Linked DNA regions of Mus musculus: region 1 is linked to region 2. A link is a loop called in an ENCODE intact Hi-C map of the cell type or tissue named here. Cell type or tissue: gastrocnemius. All regions are shown on one strand. Each heading gives the region's core, and the rest is flanking DNA. Links, peaks and the distances in the headings are about the cores only. Region 1 overlaps Lhfpl2 (lipoma HMGIC fusion partner-like 2). Region 2 overlaps Lhfpl2 (lipoma HMGIC fusion partner-like 2).

Region 1 (8,000 bases), core at 1-8,000, 61 kb before region 2:
ACAGTCTATGGCTTTCTGGCAGCCCCAGCCTGCGGGGTAGAGGATCAGGCCGAGGATAAGGAACAGACCTGAGGGACAGAAGAGAAAACAGGTGAAGCCTTTGGTGCCTAGGCAACCTGCAGCATCTGCCGGGCCCTTATGGTCGCTGGCTTTGGGCGGGGCCATCCACTCTACAATAGAAAAGTGTTAGTGTCTTGGATAGAAGCCTGACCTGAATAGCCAAGGTCACTTTACCAGGCACACTTTTAAGTATGGAGTCTAGATGAGGGGGAAGAGAGCTTACCTAGTATTTCCAGCCAGTTTGTGTATGGTGGCATGTGACTCCACCAGTGAGTTTGCTCCTGTTTCTTGGTGTTAAGAGGCTTACTAAGGCCAAATATGGCTTTACAAAGGGTCTGAAGAGATGGCTCCGCAGGAAGAGTGCATATTGCTCTTGTACAGCACACGGTTTGGTTCTAGCACCCAACGGTAGCTCACTACCGGTCCAGAGGACCTGACAGCCAGCCTCTTCTGACCTCCATAGGTACCAAGCATGCATACGGTATACATACATGCCAAACCCAATAATAACACATAATAAAGTTTTATTAGAACACATTAGAACAGAGACATGCTTCCTTCTGAACACCTGGCCTGCAAAACACAAATTATGATCTAGCTTTTGACAGAGCTTGCCAATCACTGGTATAAAGTAATTCACTCAGAACCTTGTGGCCTCAGCCTAGTTATAGACAAAAGTCAGGAGCCTTAAGACTAACTCTTAACCTACACCCACGAAAAGCATTGTTTGACCTGCATGCCAAGGGGAGAGGTGTATGTCTACGCCTCTATAGAAACAAACTGCCAGTGTCATGGCACTTTGCTGTCTAAATGGCTTTCAGTGAGCTCCGCCCTGCACACACACCAGCACACACGTACCCCACTCGGCCAGCACTGTTCTGGCCCTCACTGCTGCATGTTCACAAGTCACAGGGTTTCAACAATTTAGAGGTGGTTTCCTGCCTGGTCTAACCTAAGTGAGGACTAGAGAAACAACTTTAGGTAGTGGCCTTACCCTAGGCCTGGCCACTCACCAGTACAAGCAGCTCACGAAGAAGGGGAAAGGAAACCATGATTCCCAGTAGAATGTCAGCTGACAGCCCTGTGCTGTAAGGGAGGGCGGGTTTTAGTCTATGGCCAGACTAAGCTCTAGTGTGGTAGCTAAAGAGATGGCAGCAGCAACAAGGACCAAGGATTGGGGCCTTTGTAAGTGAAAGGCTAACAGGGACAATGCACTGTGTGTGGACAGCTGGGGACAGCAGTCTCATGCAGGGGATGGAGTCAGTTCCAGAGCTCACAAGTGGATGAGTCATTTGTCATTCCAAGCCTTGCCTGAATCAAGACCTGCCTGATTCACCATCATAAAAGTGTACCAATCTTAAACCTAAAGGGTGGGTGTGGTTTGTAAAGTCTGTAAATGGTATTTCTGTAATAAAACAAGACCTACAACTCTTAAGCCAAGCCAAAAGGAAAAAAAAAATAACAGCTGCAAGTGAAATTTAAGGGTCACTAGGAGATTGGAAAATCTAGAAGAGAAAAACAAATAGCTCTCTTATGTCCAGTGAGACTGACCGTCTCCCAACAAAAGGAGCCCATCACTGGGCCACTGTAGGGGTGAACTAACACTATGCTCTTCAAACTATCGCACAAAGCACAGCGGGGACAACCACTACAGTTACAGTTTTAAAAGTCAGGAATGCTAACCCTAACCCTGATACCAAAACCAGATATGAGAACATGCCCGAGAACAAAAGCCACAGACCCACAGTTCTCAACACAGTCATACACCCAAGACATCAACACCACGGCCATCTTGGTTTTAATTCCAGGGCTGCCAGGACAGTTCAACAAATGTAAACTACAACAGAGAAATAAGATGTAGGGACAAAAATCTACACCATCTCAGCCGATATGGAAAAGACCTTTGACAAACTTTAACATCCTTTCATGTTAAACTTCAAAGAACAACGCATCTGGGGCTGGAGAGATGGCTGAGAGGTTAAGAGCACTGACTGTTCTTCTAGAGGTCCCGAGTTCAATTCCCAGCAACCACATGGTGGCTCACAACCATCTGTAATGAGTTCTGATGCCCTCTTGTGGTGTGTCTGAAGGCAGCTACAGTGTACTCATATAAAATAAATAAATCTTAAACAACAACAATAACACATCTCTAAGGGTTTATATGAAAAACCTCTAACGTGCACAGGAAATGGGGGAAAATTACATCCAGAGTTAGGGGCTAGAGATAAAGGTCTACTACAATTTTAGTCAGTATTGTGTTTGAAGTCTTACCGCAATAAGGCAATAGAAAGAAATGGTACAAACAGAAAATGGCTGAGAGGATAGGTGGACCCCAGAGCCCGCATCCCAGGATTGCTCTTGCTCTTGATGTGCCTTCTTGTTTGCCATTGCTGTGTTCCTCATTGTTCTGACAGGGCGTGATTGGGCAAAGAAAGACCCCTTCTGCCTGTAGTCGGTTATGATTGATTCCTGGGTATTAACCCACCCCATTGGGCAAATTTCCTGCAGACCCACTTTCGTGGATTAATGCTGTTTAGATGAATTAATGATTTTATAGACTTCCTGATTTGATTCAGATAATTTTAGGAACTTATTAGAATAACTGATAGAAAGTATAAGGGAGATGGTTTAAGTTGTTTTGCCAAAAAGATATAATAAAGTTAGAATCCAGAATAAAAAGTGTCCCCTCCTCATAGAATGTAAGTAAAGGCTGCTGAGAAGGAGTCCAGTGAGCTTCCGTACGGTACAGGCACACACTGCATGAGGAAGAAAAATAAGCTGGGAACAAATTAATGACCAAAGACAGCATTCGCTCCAGGTCAGGCCCAAGGACGAGGCCACAGGTGGGCACCATGACAAAGCAAGGCATATATAACTATCGCTTTGAACTTCTATGAGGTCATTTTTTTCTTACATAGAGAACTTTTGTCTGAGACAGTATAAAAGCTGGGAGCAAAAGTAAAGGCGAGTTGGGGCCCCTTTGCTTCATCCACTGATGTGTGGGGTTTTTCTTTTTCTTTCTCCATGGCCCACGTAATTAAGTTTTTCTAATCCCCTGCTGCTATCAGCAGGAGTCAATTGCTATCAGCTCTGGCCCAGAGAGTAAAAGAGATTTAACTGCCAGAAGCCATTAGCTCTGGCCCCAAAGAGCCAAAGAGAGCCAGACTGCCAGGAGCTACCAGCTTTCCAAAAGCAGACTCTCCATCCATTAAACCCTGGTATCAAAGCTGGCTTAACAAAAACCCTAAGCCCTCTACCAGAAAATGCTCAGAACTGATGCTTGAATCTCATCCACATTACAGTGGCATTCTTCATAGACTGAAAAAAGAAATCCTAAAATCCAAATGAATGCACAACCGACCCCAACCAGCCCAGAACACCAGAAGGGAGGGCAGTGCTGGAGGGAGGCATCACAGCCCCGCCCCACCTCCAGTCCCGTCTAGACCTGGACGGACAAAGACTAAGTAGGAGATGCAGGGACAGACCCCCACTGTAACACACACAGGAAACCAGGACACCCACATGTAAAAGAATGAAATACACCTCTACCACTCATCTCCCCCTGTACAAGTTACTTCAGGGTGGAACCAGAGACCTCAGCATAAGACCTGAAACCGGAAGGGAAGAACACTTCAAGATACAGGCCCAAGTACAGACTTTTCTGAGCACTCCAGCAGCAAGAACTGATTAATTGGATTATCTGCAATTAAAAAGCTTTTGTGCAGCAAAAGAAAGCCTACAGGAGTGGGAGAATTTCTGCCTGTTACCAGTCAGATAGAGGATCAATCCCACATCATAAGATTAAATACTCAAAACTACCAAATAATGTCATCATTAAATGAGCAAATATTTCTCAAAAAACCAGGGGCTGGCTAGACAGCTCAGGGACTAAAAGCGCTTGCTGCTTAAGCAGGAAGACCCAAGTCTGGATCCCAACAACCACGGAAAAAGCTAGGGCTGCTGCTGTGCCCTTGGAATCCGCTTGCTGGCTGCCAGCCTCGCTCCAGGTTCCATGAGGAACCCTGAGCTAGAAAGTGACAGAGCAGGACACCCAAGGTCCTACCTCATACCTCTGCAAATGCTCACTGTTGGCATTCCTTCTAGGCTCCGCCCCACAGTTACCTGGCAACACTATAAAGGGCTGCTCGCCCCCTCCTCGATCTCCGGTTTGGTTCTCTTGTTCTTGCCCCTTACCCTCTTCCCCCCTCTCCTCATTCCCCTCCCCATTCTCTCTCCACATGCTCATGGCAGCCTCTACTCATCTACACACACACACACTCCCTACCCCTTACCCCGAAGCCCTGTCCCTCAACTCCCCTTCCCATGCCCTAAATAAGCTCTATTCTGTACTATACCTTCCTGTAGCTGGTACTTCAGGGGAAAGGGATGCCCCAGCATGGGCCCACAGAGGCACCCCCTTCCCCCACACCATACCGCACCTTCAAACATATCCCTGGCTTCTCTTTTCTTCTTATAAAATAACATGCACCTTCACCACAGACAAAAAACAAGGTCCAGCATTCCAGATACCAGGGAAGCTCAATTCAAAGCTACTTTGAGATTCTCTCTCAATTCAGTCACATGGCTATCATTAAAAAATAAATGCTGGTTAGGACTGGGGGGAGGGGAGGGGGAAGACTTTGTGTGAGAACATAAAGGACTGCAGACACCAAATCAGGATGCAAGTTTCCCAGAAGAACTGAAAATAGCTACATAAGACCCAGTTCCACTGCTGCAGTCAGCGGACAACAGATTCCTGTGCCTCCATGTTTGCAGTGACGTCGTATGACTGGATAAGAAAAGTGATGTGTATATAACAAGCAATGAAACGTGTCACTGTAGGGAAAGAGCTTGTACTGAGGATCAGATAAAGGGAAATACAAAGACCCCATTTTTTTCCACGTGGAATCTAGACTCTACTGGGGCAGACCTACACATGTCATGAAAGTAGAAGGTGGGGGTAGGCCAAGAAAAGGAGGCAGGGTGTGGCGGCATGCGCCTTTAATCCTGGCACTCTGGAGGTGTCTGCATGAGTTCCAAGGCGACCAGGAATACACTGTGGGGTGGACAAGGTGGTGTGGGGGGGGGGGCATGACTGAAGTATGATGTACATGCACAAAATGTTACAGTGAAGCCATGATTTAAGAAGAAAATGTCTATGTGACAAAATGGAGCCAAGACCAACAGGTGGCTGCCAGGGTAAAGCCATAAGCACAAATACAAACAAGCGCTGGAGGGCCACCAACTGTCACAAAGGGTCACTTCCACAAGTTACAATAATGCCAAAAGGTACCAACCAAGAGGCTGGAATTTAGACCTTTAAAAGGATATGCTTCATCTGAGTAGTCACAGAGATCTAAAATGACTCACTTCATTCTTAGACACACCTAAGGCCCCCGAGAAACCCGGTCATCCTGAAGAAACCCACCGTGTTCTTCACGAGCCTTCCACAGAGCACCTAGGTGGGCTTGATAGTGTCTTCCCTCCGGGTCCCAAGTGGCTGCCATGAGAGACACTGCTGAACCTCTGATGGTCCACCAGCCAGATCACAGCGCCGCCTCCTGTGAGCCTACAAGGGCTCTGCTCTTCCCCTGGGAAGGCTGAAGCGTTTCAACTAAACATCAGTAGTGTGTCACTTGGCACCCAGCTCTAGGCTCAGACTCACGGAAAACATCTAAGACACCTTAATGTGCCAGAGGGGGTCCTGTTAGGAAAAGTTTAAAAAGATCTCCTTCCTTCAGTAGTGTAGCATCAAAGAAGAATATGTTCCTGTTCTTAGTGCAGGTCTGGTTCCTGGCACCACAGGCCACTTGAAAGCCCTGTGGTGCCTTCTGACTTAATTTACAAATAAAGTCCGCAGGGAATCTTACCACAGAAGAGTGTCTAAGCTTGACTCTATCAAAGCCTCAGCTAGGGTATAGGGTCAGAGAAAAGTCTACATGGAAAAGTGATAAACCGTGCACTGTGGTATATCCACCCAGAGGATACAAAGTGCGCAGAGGCAACAGCTGCCCCTGCTGACCTGAGCCTGGCAGCCAGTGAGTGGCATGGAAGTGCAAGACTTAGGTCTGCTTGAGGGGACCCGTGGTCCTTCACGTGACTCAACAACACACACACTTTCTCCCCTCTCTTTTCTCTCTCTCTCTCATACTCTTAAAATCTCAATTGTCCTTTATACCAAAAAATTCCAGAGAGGAGTGTGTTGCTTCTGGTGGCCCGAGGGAGGGAGGGAGGGAGGGAGGGAGGGAGGGAGGGAGGGAGGGAGGGAGAGAGAGGGGGGGGAACGAGAATGCATGCCCATGTGCTTGTAGCAGATGTCACTGAGTTTAATAGACTTTCAGTGCCTCCAAGTCAGAGACATTCAAGAATTGGATCAGAATTTGAGGTTGCCAGCTCTGGATGCACATCCACCTAGAGATGTCCCTACCCTAGTCCTGTTAGAGTAACTTCTCCATTCTCCATTGCCTGAAGACCTTCTTGTCTGGCCCGTTGTCACACTGCTATTTTTATCTAGTCAGCTGCTATATACAGTTACCAACTGTTCTTCATTTCTCTCAGCTCTGGGGAGAAGGTAGTCTCTTATGTGGGCCTCTAAGCTGCTTGGGCATATAAGTTTTATCCACTGTACAATCTTCCACATTGCACACATGTGACACATGCTCTTAAGTATCTGTTGGCTGACTCAATGTCCTAAGGAGGCATCATAATCTGGTTTTGATCATAAACACGCTGGGCATGGCATCGTCAGCACTGAATAACCACTGTCGAGAGTTCATGATATTCCTGAGGCCAAGACAAGCACCAACTCGGAACACAGCAGACCATCTACCACCATCAGGCAGCCAGGCCCTTCCCAGGCACAGACGCAGCACAGGAGTGTGGAGGGAAATCCACTCTGTGTGGTATTCTTGTAGTTAGTCTATGACTCAAGAGATCTGGACTCGAGCCCTAACTTAAGCTTCAGGCTGGTCTGTGTTGATCCAGCTCAGACCACTCTGGGTTCCTGCCCCAAATGACAATGCATTCCAGAACACAGCTCAGAGACTGTCCTAAGCCTATGAGAAGTGTTCGCACCAACCAGCAAGTTCAACAGACGCTGTCAGTGCCAATTAAAGAGCAAACCAAGACGGGGCTGGAATTTCCCACATGGAGCCTGAGCCATGTGCTGGTGTGTGCCATGCCAGAGGTACCCAGGCTGTCCCTTTTCAGGACCCTGTGCTTCTACCCAGGCCTTGCTACAACTCCTGTGCTGAAGGCCCAAGCTCCATCTTCTTCCTGTTCGGATGTGGTCCTGCAGTTTTCAATACACCCGGTACTCCTGTCTCCAAACTGGGGCTACAGCTTTGCACATCCAGCTGTAGGTATGGGTGGATGTCTGACAGGAAACCTGGAACTCATGTCTGACCCTGAATTCCCGTTCAGCTTAGTAACTGTGCAGGCTCAAGTTTGATTCTTATACCTGCTTAGTTCAGAAGCTTCCTGTCTTCATTTCTTTGTCACTCTTACCTCAGTGTCAGGGACACCTAATGACCTTTGTTTGGTTGACTGGAGTGCTCTTTTTCTGAATAGCCTCCTGGTCAATTTCTCTTTTCCTTCTTCAAGGCATCAGATAGTCTTCTCTCCTCAGTATTCCACCCGATGACCTAATAGGACCTATGCAGTTTTCCCATACTGTTCCAGGATACCTGGGCTAAATTAACCAAGCCACTTCTGTTTCCCCATGAGAGTCACCTCCGTTAGCATTCTACGCAATTTACTTACGTTTTTTATTTCCCGCCTTTATCAGTTTGAGTTCCAATCCCATGTGGGTGAGAGAACTGTCTGAAACTTTTGTGTCCCCGTTTTCCAGAACAGTGTTTGACATATAGTCTGTGCTCGGTGACTGTTTGCTCAATAGATGAATGAAAACTAGAGTCCTAAGATTTCACTGCGTTGTTACA
Region 2 (10,116 bases), core at 1,237-9,236:
CTGAAAAGAGACTGGGAGGTCCAACTCCTGCTCCTCATCATTCTGAGCAATGGCCCCACAGCCTGGACACCACACATCGAGTTTCTAGCCCTAGGTAGTTAGCTATTTTGTCAGATATGGAAGGATGTGGCGCTTGAGGAAAGGGGCTCAGCTGTGCAGTGAAGTATGAGGAAGCTTGGATGTTGGTGTATGGTTCTGTTACTTCCCTCAGTCCATGCCTATGAGATTCTAAGAGCATGGCCAATGGCCCGACATCCAGCGTGAGTGAGAGGCAGCTACTGTCAAGGAATTAAGAAAAATCAGCAGTTAATCCTATGTGCTATTAAACATAGCTAAATGTGGGGCTGGAGAGATGGCTCTGCCATTAAAAGTGCACAGAGCACTGCTCTTGCAGAGGACTCCGGTTCGGTTCCTAGCACCTGTATCAGGTGGTTCACGGCAGCTTGTAATTCCAGTCTCATGGGCCCTAACAGCTTCCTCCAGTCCTTTTACGCTTTGGTATGTATAAACTCATGCAAGGAGATATACATACACATGAATTTTTTTAAATGTAGATCTTTAAATATAGATGAATACTAACAAAATACCAAACAGCTGAGACTTGGAGAGATAGAAATCACACGGAAAATGGACACTATGATAGTTCATATGTAATATTGACCACCTTCATGGTCATGCCTTCAAGGAAGCACCCACAGCCACACAGATCACTCACCAACCACCAGTTACAAAGCCTGAGTCTCACACCCAAAGCTTTCCCAGAAACCCCACACGGACATGCTAAGCACCATCACCACCATGGACCTAAGCTGTCCCAGCAGTAGCGGAATGTTTGCCGGAGACTTTGCTATCAGTCAACAGTTCAGGCGTCAGCAGTACACATATTTACACAGACATGTATGTGCACAGGGGAGAGGGTGGAGCAGGCACATGGTACTCAGGACAGTCACAACTGACTTCACCTGCCTCACTACACCTCCTGTCCAAGTCTCTCCAAACCACTGCTTCCTGATCACACTCAGAGCTCCCACCCCTCTTCATCTGCCTATGCTTATCTCTGCCTGCCATCCTCTGGCAAAATCTTCACAGCCCAATTTGTTTGTCACAGGTCTGGGATGCCTTCCTCAGCTGGGGGGAGTTCATTCTTCCCTCGTATGTCTCCATGGTGATCCGTTTGCCACAGTGACACCCCAGCTCACCAGCCCTGGGCTAAACCAGGAGGTCTTTAAGGACAAGGACATAGCCCCAGGGTCACACATCAGGCTAAAATGACTAGATTTCTCCACCCTCAGTCTTACCTTTATCCTCTAAATGACAGGAAGGAATCAGCCAGACAGGCTACTGGGAGACACCGTCTACATTAAGATGCATCTGAAAAGCCTTCACATTAGTGTAACAGCAAGGAACAGAAAAAATATGGCACAGAGGATCTCTGTGGAGACACGCTCACAGCACTGGACTCTACCTTCTCTGCTTCCCTAGGAAAGCCCCCAACTAATCAAGTCTGTGTTCAGACTTGGCCGGCCACACATTTCCGACAGATTTTTGTTTTCTTCCTGATCTGAGTACTTGGGAAAATGTTGTAATTTCCGTGTGGGTCTCATTATATCTCTGAAGGCTGATTAGGACTGAGGAAACACCCAACCCCCCAATGAGCCCTGTCCCTCCAGAGGTTCTCTGTGTGCGTCTCTGCTGGGTCCCTTGTGCTACGGAGGCACAATCATTTGGGAATGGCTGAGTCTCCCTGCAGCGTCCTTCCTCACTTCAGGACAAGTAGACTTTGAATTAAGGAACTCAAGAAGGCACCCTACAGGATGCCCACCCACTTTGAGGCACAGAAAATAGTCCCATTCATGGAAACTGCCATGCCGTGTCCCCACACAGGGACCTTTCTGTGTCACTGTTACAATGATTCTGACAGCCTTGGGAAGAGAGCGGAGACGTCTCAAATCTCTGAGAATGAACTTGTTATGTGTGTTCTAAAACAGACTGAATTTCAGGGGCTGTTTACAACTTCATGGTATTAAATTCCCGCTTACTCTTTCCATATTTCCATTAAGCCCTTTGAAAAAAATACAAAAACCTTTACCCTGGGGAAGAATATCTTGCTATCTTAATAAAGTCTTCCAATCCTTAGGAGACAGGTCACCATATTTTCATTCTCAAAACTATTAATTTTACTCCCTCAAAGAATCTTATGAAAATATTTGTATTTCTTGCCTGAGATCCCTGGGAGGTAAATTGAAAAAAAACCAGCTAATAAGGGATAATTCCAATATGACCAAAACAATACATACTGGAATATGGAAATAATTAAGGCCCAAAGAAAAAATGTTAAGGCCTCAAGGCAAAAGCCCTAATCAGAAAATGCTGTGAGGGACTCTTTCCTCACTAATGTACACCAGATAGAATTCAGGGTGTTTTCTGTTTTAAACTAAGCAAGTTGCTTTAAAAAAAAATTCAAGTTTCTATAAATGGTAAACTAGTGATTGAGGATTTGTTTTATATAAAGATTTTGTAAATTGGGCCCGGGGCAGGGTGATTCAGTCTCTGAAGTACTTGCCACTCAGTATGAAGACCTGAGTCTGAGCTGATCTGATTCCCAGTGCGCAAATATAAAGCTGGCTGTGTCATAGTGTGCCTATAAGCCTAGCAATGAGGAAACATAGACAGAGAACCCGTGAAGAGCATCAGTCATTACGTGTACCCAAATCAGTGAATCAGTGAGCTTAATGAGAAACCCTGTCTCAAAAAAAAAAAAAAAAAAAAGTAGAGAAAGATTAGGGAGATGCCCAACATCAACCTGTCTTCCATGTGCACGCATACACACACAACAAATTCATAGATTCCACTGAAACAGCACACCTTGCAAATTTCCAACTTTGATGTGTGTTGATGACATCTGATTTACCCGTTTTGTTAGAATGCATTTAGTTAGGAAAACATACTTTCACTCATTCATTCTGGAAACGAAGCGGGCTGGAGTAATGGGATTACAGGTAGAAAGGAGAAAGTGCATTTGAGGGCATGGGCATTAGAAGGGGCAGTGGGACACTGGGAGCACAGACAGACAGACAGACAGACAGTTGGCTTTCTAGGTCTGGAGTCCAGAAGAGAGATTTGGTGTGGGAAGAGCCAGTCTGTAGTTGGCAGCCACAGGGTGGGCTACATCAGAGAGTGGAAGTGACCACAGAAAGAATGGGACATAACTACCTAGAAACAATGAGTAAGGAAGGGGTAAGGGAATTAACTACCCAAGCAGACTGAAGACAGACATCCGGCGGAAAGCAGGTAAGTGCTTAGAGCGTCTATGAACACTTCCTTATAGAGAGATAACATGTGATATTTGTTCAGTTACATCCCATCTGCCCTAGAAACAGAAGAAGCTATAAATATAGGGCAGATGACAGGGGGGTTGGGGTCTGTGAGATGGGACAGGACAAGGGTGTTTCCTGGGTCGGGCTGACCTTCCAAATGCTAGCAGCTACAACCAAGAACTTCTATACTCTGGTCTCTTTATCCTGTCCACACAAGTGCTCCAAATATAGGATAATTTTATATGCAATTAACAATTACCGAGCAGGTAACACAAGCCAAGCTATACGTTCTAGGAAAATGTGACGAGGTCATGCAACAGTTGTCACTACCATACACGACCACAGCACATGGCTGAAAAAACACCATTTACAAAAGAGAAGTTGTTAATCGTTCATGAAAAACAAACAAAACATCAACTTCATTAAAAAATAATTGTTCACGAAAAACAAACAAAACATCAACTTCATTAAAAAAAAAAAAAGTTTGCAAGAGGATGGAAACTGTAACCCAGGAAGCCAGGTGCAGGAAGGGGAGCCACATTAATGGTGGCCACCATCTCTCCTCTCCAGCATCCCCACCTCCCTTCCATCTGTTGCTAAGTATGGCGTATGGGCCAGACATAGCTGCTGCCTATTTAGAACATGGTTTATTGAAAACAGACACATGCAAAAATGAAAACAAAATAGCATTCTCTCCGTCTATCCAATGTCTTATTGATTAGTGTATCCTAAAACAAACCCTATTTTATACTACTAAGGCCTAGCTTTCCTGGAAACATCTTTATAACTGAACAATTCTATTTTAAAAAGGATATTCAAAGTTTATAATTAAGGGTTATATAGGCAGAAATGTTACACATGTCAAAATGAAGTTCAAATTGTTTTAAATCTATAGGATGGAATAGTAAACTAATAGTTTTTTTGTGTGTGTTTGTTTTTTGTTTTGTTTTGTTTTTTTAATGAAGAACTTTTGTGATGGGAAGAAACAATGTAAAGAAAAAAAAAGTAACAGATTATATAGTTGTAGCAGACCAAAGGCTCAACTGTGTGGCTGCCTTGGTTAGGTTATTATTACTATGATGAAACACCATGGCCAACAGCAACATGGGGAGAAACAGGCTTGATTTGGCTTATTCTTCCACACTGTAGTCCATCACTGATGGGAGTCAGGACAGGAACTCCAACAGGGTAGGACCCTGGAGGCAGGATCTGAGGCAGAGGCTCTAGAGGAGTACTGCTTACTGGCTTGCTGTTCATGGCTTGCTCAGTCTGCTTTATATAGAACCCAGGACCACTAGCCCAGGGATATCCCCACCCAGAGTGGGGGATCACCAATTAAGAGCATGGCCTCCAGCCTTGCCTACATCCTATGGAAGCACTTTAACTGAGGTTCTCTCCCTCTCTGATGACTTGTGTCAGCTGACAAAAAAATTATCCAACACAGTTACAGAGAGACTGTTGAAACAGAGACATCAGGAATGGAGAGGTGGCTTGGTAGTTAGGCAAGCTCTCTGCTCATCAGAGGACCTGAGTTTGGTCCCCTCACCCTCATACAAGTGCATGCAACTGCAGCTCCAGGGACTCTGACATCCTCTTCTGTGGATCCCAGTGGGCACTGCCCTCGTGTGCACACTCCCACACACGTGTACACACAACTAAAAATCAAAACAAAACATTAAAAAGAAGAGACACGCTTAGAAACTCGGCTCCCGCACATGCACGGGTTATCTGGAAAGCCAGGAAGGGACACACAAGGTTGCTGTTTGGCTTTAAGAGTGTACCTCAATGTTCTGTGGCACCAAAGGACACTGACGGGTGACCCTCAGGCAGGTTAAATCTATCTTTACCTTGAGAGGTAGAAATGGTATAAAAAAATGCCACCACCCTACACAGAAAAATCACAGTAGCTAGAGAACAGTGCATGTGTGTGGGGGGTTGGTCATGTGACTTTCTCTGCAATACTCCCTCCGCAAATGCTTACTAATGTCCAGATGGAGCCTTCAAAATACCTCACAGAGGAGGTGAAGGACCCCAAACTGGTGAGTCTGATGCATTAGTGAGGAGCCTGTGAAACCATGGGAACACCACCACACAGCTTTTTTAATCCACTGGCGCTCCATAAATAAGACGGGGAAATGGACCGGACTTCACCTTAGTGGGCCAGCAACACAGGGTGAGGCTAGACCATATCGCTGAGTTCCACAAGCAGCAAGGGAACCGGCCCTTTCAGAGGAATCATGCTGGATTCCTAACACGGAGAGCTGAGACAGCCTGAGCAGGGTTAATGTTAGACTGCAAGTGTTGGGTGTCGGGCAGCCTTTGGCAAGTAGAGTAACGTGCATTAAGATCAGATAAAACTAACAATGCACCCAAGACTGCCAATTGGCCTGAATAGCTTTTCCTAGAGTGTCTGACACATGGTGAGTGGCTGGCCTGTGGCTTGGGGGACACTAGTGCTGGACATACCACTGAATGACGAGTGGTTTATCCATCATAGAGCCCTAGGGAGCGAAAGATTATAAAAATGTTACCATGGTGATGGAACTGGCTCAAATGGAGATGCAGGTGAGATCAATACTTAATTCAGAAGAAGTCAGTTTTACTTAGGAAATCATGACAAATTTTCAAAGAGCAGAGAGGGGATCTATGGAGTGGGATCTAGGAACTTGTGATGCTCGCCATGGCCCTCTGTGGTGTGAATGGGATTACTGTGGTTTGGTATAAAAACATGATTTCTTTAAAGAAAAAGAAATAGAAGTGTATGCAGATCCTCCACCCCACACTGTGTCTTTCTAGTCCGTGGCCACAAAATAAGAATCTGGCCACACACATTCGTTTCCTATAAAGTACTCCTATGTTTTACGGTCGCCATGAGGATGCTTCTAGGTTGCCCCTGTGCAGAGTCATCCAGCTCATTCTGGTTATTTCCTTCTGTTACGGTTTGGATCTGAGCCCCTAACAGGCTCATGTGTGCCTGGTCCTCAACAGACAGCACCACCTGGACAGCCACAGTGTCATTAGGAGGCAGGACCGGGTGAAAGGACCTCACTAAGGCAGTCCTCTGAAGGACATGGCTGACCTGGGCTCCAGCCTGCCCTCCGTCTTGTTTTCTATGCTATGGACCAGCTTCTGCCTCACACCTCTGGGACATGAACACTTTCAAGTCTCCCACCCCCCCCCCCCCCCCCGTCACACTGGACTGACGTCAGGAGCCTTTGCTCCTGTAGGTTGGTCCTGTCCATGGTTTGGTTAGAATGATGGGAAGTAACTAACACGGTTTCCCTTCACAGAGCAACTGGAAAAGCCCATCATCTACGACTGGATGTGCTGGTGCGTGATTGTAATTCTAGCACCTTGGGAGGCAGGTGTGTGGCGGCAAAAGTATCATCTAAAGCCAAATTTGCATTTGCATACTGAATACCTGCAGACAGTGATATGTATGTGTATGTGTATATAAAATATATGAATCAATTGAGTAACCACAGTGAAACCATGCTTTGCTGCCCTTTGTTAACATCCACAGCATCCCTGTAAATAATCCAAACGGGGGAGGCTAAAATCGCCTCAAGAACACATCATCAGATGGAGACCCAGAGCACAGAGGATGGCTCAATAATGTCTGTAACTCCAGCTCTAGGGGAGCTGAGGCCCACTTCCAGTCTCTCTGGGTACCAGGCACATGTACAGTGCAGAGACCTACCCACAGTAAAAAAAAAAAAAAAAAAAGGATAAAATAAAAATAAATAAATAAAAACCCATACATAAAAGATAATCAAAAGAAATAGAAATCAGAACTCTTAAAACTTCTATGTATTTCATGATTTTGATGGTCTTCCTCAAACCATGAAGATGACTATAGTTATCATAAAAAATGATATATATATTTGGTTCAATTCACACTTAGTAAAGGAAGGAAGCTGTCACACTCACCAAATAAGCCCTTCTCTACTCCCTTTAACTCCTTCCAGATTGGTCATGGAAATGAGTCCTGCACTGAGAAGCTGAAAGTTTGGAACACTGAGCATAGAACAGCTAAGGTACACAACGAGAAACCACCTTTCCAGCTAAGGAAACGTTCGTCATGAAGTTCACAGTTGAGAAGCCAGACCCGCTCACCCAAGTTGTTCTAAAGGCACTGAAAGGTTTCCCAGTAAGTGAACTCTCTGTGTTAGCTTTTTAGATGATGGAAATGGAATAGTGAAAAATTCAGTGCCTTTGTGGCACTGGCCATTTAAGAGCTCAGCTGCTGTGTCTGGGCTATGGCTACCATGGCAGCCAGCACCAGACTGAGCGCTTTCACTCAGCTGGTCCACTCTGTTCCAACCTAGAAGAAAACCCAGGAAGACCAAGCCTCCCTGTAGCGTCTCCAGAGACAGCGGTCCATGTGATTACTCTCCACCAATCCAGATTAACGTACCTGGAGCAGGGGAGCATATCCTGGTACCACAGGCAACACAGGAAGCCAGATTCATACTCAAGAGACTTTATTTTATTATTATTTTTATTATTATTATTTTTTTTTTTTTTTGGTTTTTCGAGACAGGGTTTCTCTGTATAGCCCTGGCTGTCCTGGAACTCACTCTGTAGACCAGGCTGGCCTTGAACTCAGAATTCCGCCTGCCTCTGCCTCCCGAGTGCTGGGATTAAAGGTGTGCACTGCCACCACGCCCGGCCACTCAAGGGACTTTAAACTGTGGGCACTTTTCAGTAACGGCACCTCTCCTTCCTGTGCTGTGTTGCAGTTATGAGCATAGTTCTTAAGATTCACTAGGCGTTAGTTCCCTCTACCCCACGAGGCACACATACAGTTGTGCCACACTGCCTTCCTAGCAGCCTGAGACAACAGGGAAAGCCAGACAAGGTGTCAAAAACCCGGCCAAAGTTACACACCTAATTATAAGAAGGGATTCAAGCCCAAAAAGTCTTTTTTTTTTTTTTTAACTTTTTTCCTCAAGGGCTGCCAATAGAAGTCCACTGAATGCTAACCACATACTTGAACTTGCCCTCTTTGAAGCCTTCCCACAATTCCCACAGGGCAGGGAGCAGAGCAGAGCAGAGCAGGGACACCTTGCCTCTCTACCAAGGAGGTATGAGAGGTGAGACATTTGTCCAAAGAATGTCTGCGAAAGCCTGAGAGAATTGGTTCTCAGCCTGCATATCCAAGCAACCCTACACAGGACCTGGTGTCAGAGAGCCAGAAAGGGGTCAACCAATCAATGGTTGACTGTTTTGATACACATGCCTCTGTCTTTATTTCCCTCAACTACCTAAACCAGAGAAGGAAGAAGCCATCCCCAGGAACAGAGGTGGAGTACAGGAGGCTCCAAAACCTGCCTCAGGCACGAAGCTGCATGGCCCCCAGCCCATCCTCCAGCCCATGGGTGTCCAATGCAGGAGGTTTATGTTCAGGAGAGTTGATGCCCAGAGTTGCCTCAAACTACAACTGTTCCTCCTTCTCAAGAGAAGCCTGCTACCGTGTAGAGAGAATGTAGGCAACAGGAAGTGGGACCACACTCAATTCAGACATCCGTAGTTCCGTCTGACCTGATCGAGATGGCACTGCTGGTCTCAGATGAATCCACAACTAAAACTAACATGAAGGACCCAGAGAGAGCTGGTTTTATGGGGCTTTTATAGGAGATCAATCACAAGGCCAAACATGACTTGGCTCCTCAAGGCACTGCAAAATGGAACTGGCTTCTCCCCAGAGCAGGCTGAAACAAGCCAGCCCGGCAGTGATCCAGGGTGACATCCCACAACGGGGAAACTGAACCGTCAACAGAACACATGGAAAATGTGGGGCCCTTAGCTAGCCTGGGTTCTCACATGACTCCCTGCATGGTCGGCATCGTGGTCTGGCTCCCGGTCCTGGGAACTGAAACAGATGGTTCCTCTGAAGAGAGTGAAAACCCTGGTTACTCACGGCACAGGGCTGAGTGTATTTTCCTGTTGAGCCTATCTTCCCCGGATGATATGAGCAAACACAGACCTCACTGCCAACCCCCACCAGACCCCATCACCTGGTTCACAGGCACCTGGCATCCCAGGTCTAAAATGGTATCACTAGCCAAATTCTAAGCAAGGTTTATAAACACCCAATTCAAACATTCTGTGCCATAAGCCTCTTTAACACACAGGAAAGGGCGCCAGACACGTCAAGAACTCAAAGTTACACGTCTAATTATAAGCAGAGATTTAAGCCCAGAAAGTGTATACATACATACATACATACATACATACACACACACACACACACACACACGTGTGTGTGTATATGTGTATTCATATGTATGCATATTTAACATTCATATGTACCTATATCTGTATACTATACATATATGCACATACATATTTTTGAGACAGGCTCTTCAGTAGCCCAGGCTAACCTGTAACTCTGTAGTCAAGGATGACCTTGGTCTTGTTATTTTTCCTGCCTCTACCTAGGATTACAGGGATCTACTGTGTCTGGTTAAATATTTTTTTATGAATAGAAAACACAGCTTCTCCCATCTCCACTAAATAAATATGGAACAAATACTTAAAGATTAGCAGTGTGATAAGGTGCAAACATTTACCCTGCCTGCCCAGGACACCATCTGTTTCAAACCAGCCCTTGCCTTCCAATGAGAAGGTTGCTGCTCGAATCATTCATTTTATGACTCACAAGTGTTTGTGATTCTCATTAAAAGGTTCAAGCCTCCCCACAGCGCTGTTGCTAGAGCCTAGTAATGCTCGGGTAGTCAGCAGCGCAAGACAGATCACAGGAAAAATACATCCTTTCTCAAAGCCTGTAAACCAA

The links. Peaks named below come from ENCODE experiments on the same cell type or tissue, not always from the same donor. Only the 100,000 strongest peaks of a DNase experiment are listed, where the experiment ranks them.
Region 1: a loop joins it to region 2, with 1.8 times the contacts of the local background. A loop is called at or near these places in 4 of 42 quality-filtered maps.

What each region holds. Positions count from the first base shown.
Region 1 is chr13:94,183,916-94,191,915 of GRCm38, reverse strand. Lhfpl2 (lipoma HMGIC fusion partner-like 2) reads right to left here. Exons shown (of 4, transcript NM_172589.2): 4 at 1-68. LOC115488151 (a long non-coding RNA gene) reads right to left here. Exons shown (of 2, transcript XR_003950582.1): 2 at 2,314-8,000. Among named protein-coding and RNA genes, the nearest start is that of Scamp1, 97 kb to the left of the region's middle. In gastrocnemius, for the core only: no CTCF peak of the experiment used is centred there; DNase peaks (open chromatin) are centred at 3,195 and 3,462; H3K27ac peaks cover 2,369 bases.
Region 2 is chr13:94,122,116-94,132,231 of GRCm38, reverse strand. All of the region lies in intron 2 of Lhfpl2 (lipoma HMGIC fusion partner-like 2), which reads right to left. Among named protein-coding and RNA genes, the nearest start is that of Lhfpl2, 69 kb to the right of the region's middle. In gastrocnemius, for the core only: no CTCF peak of the experiment used is centred there; a DNase peak (open chromatin) is centred at 9,085; H3K27ac peaks cover 273 bases.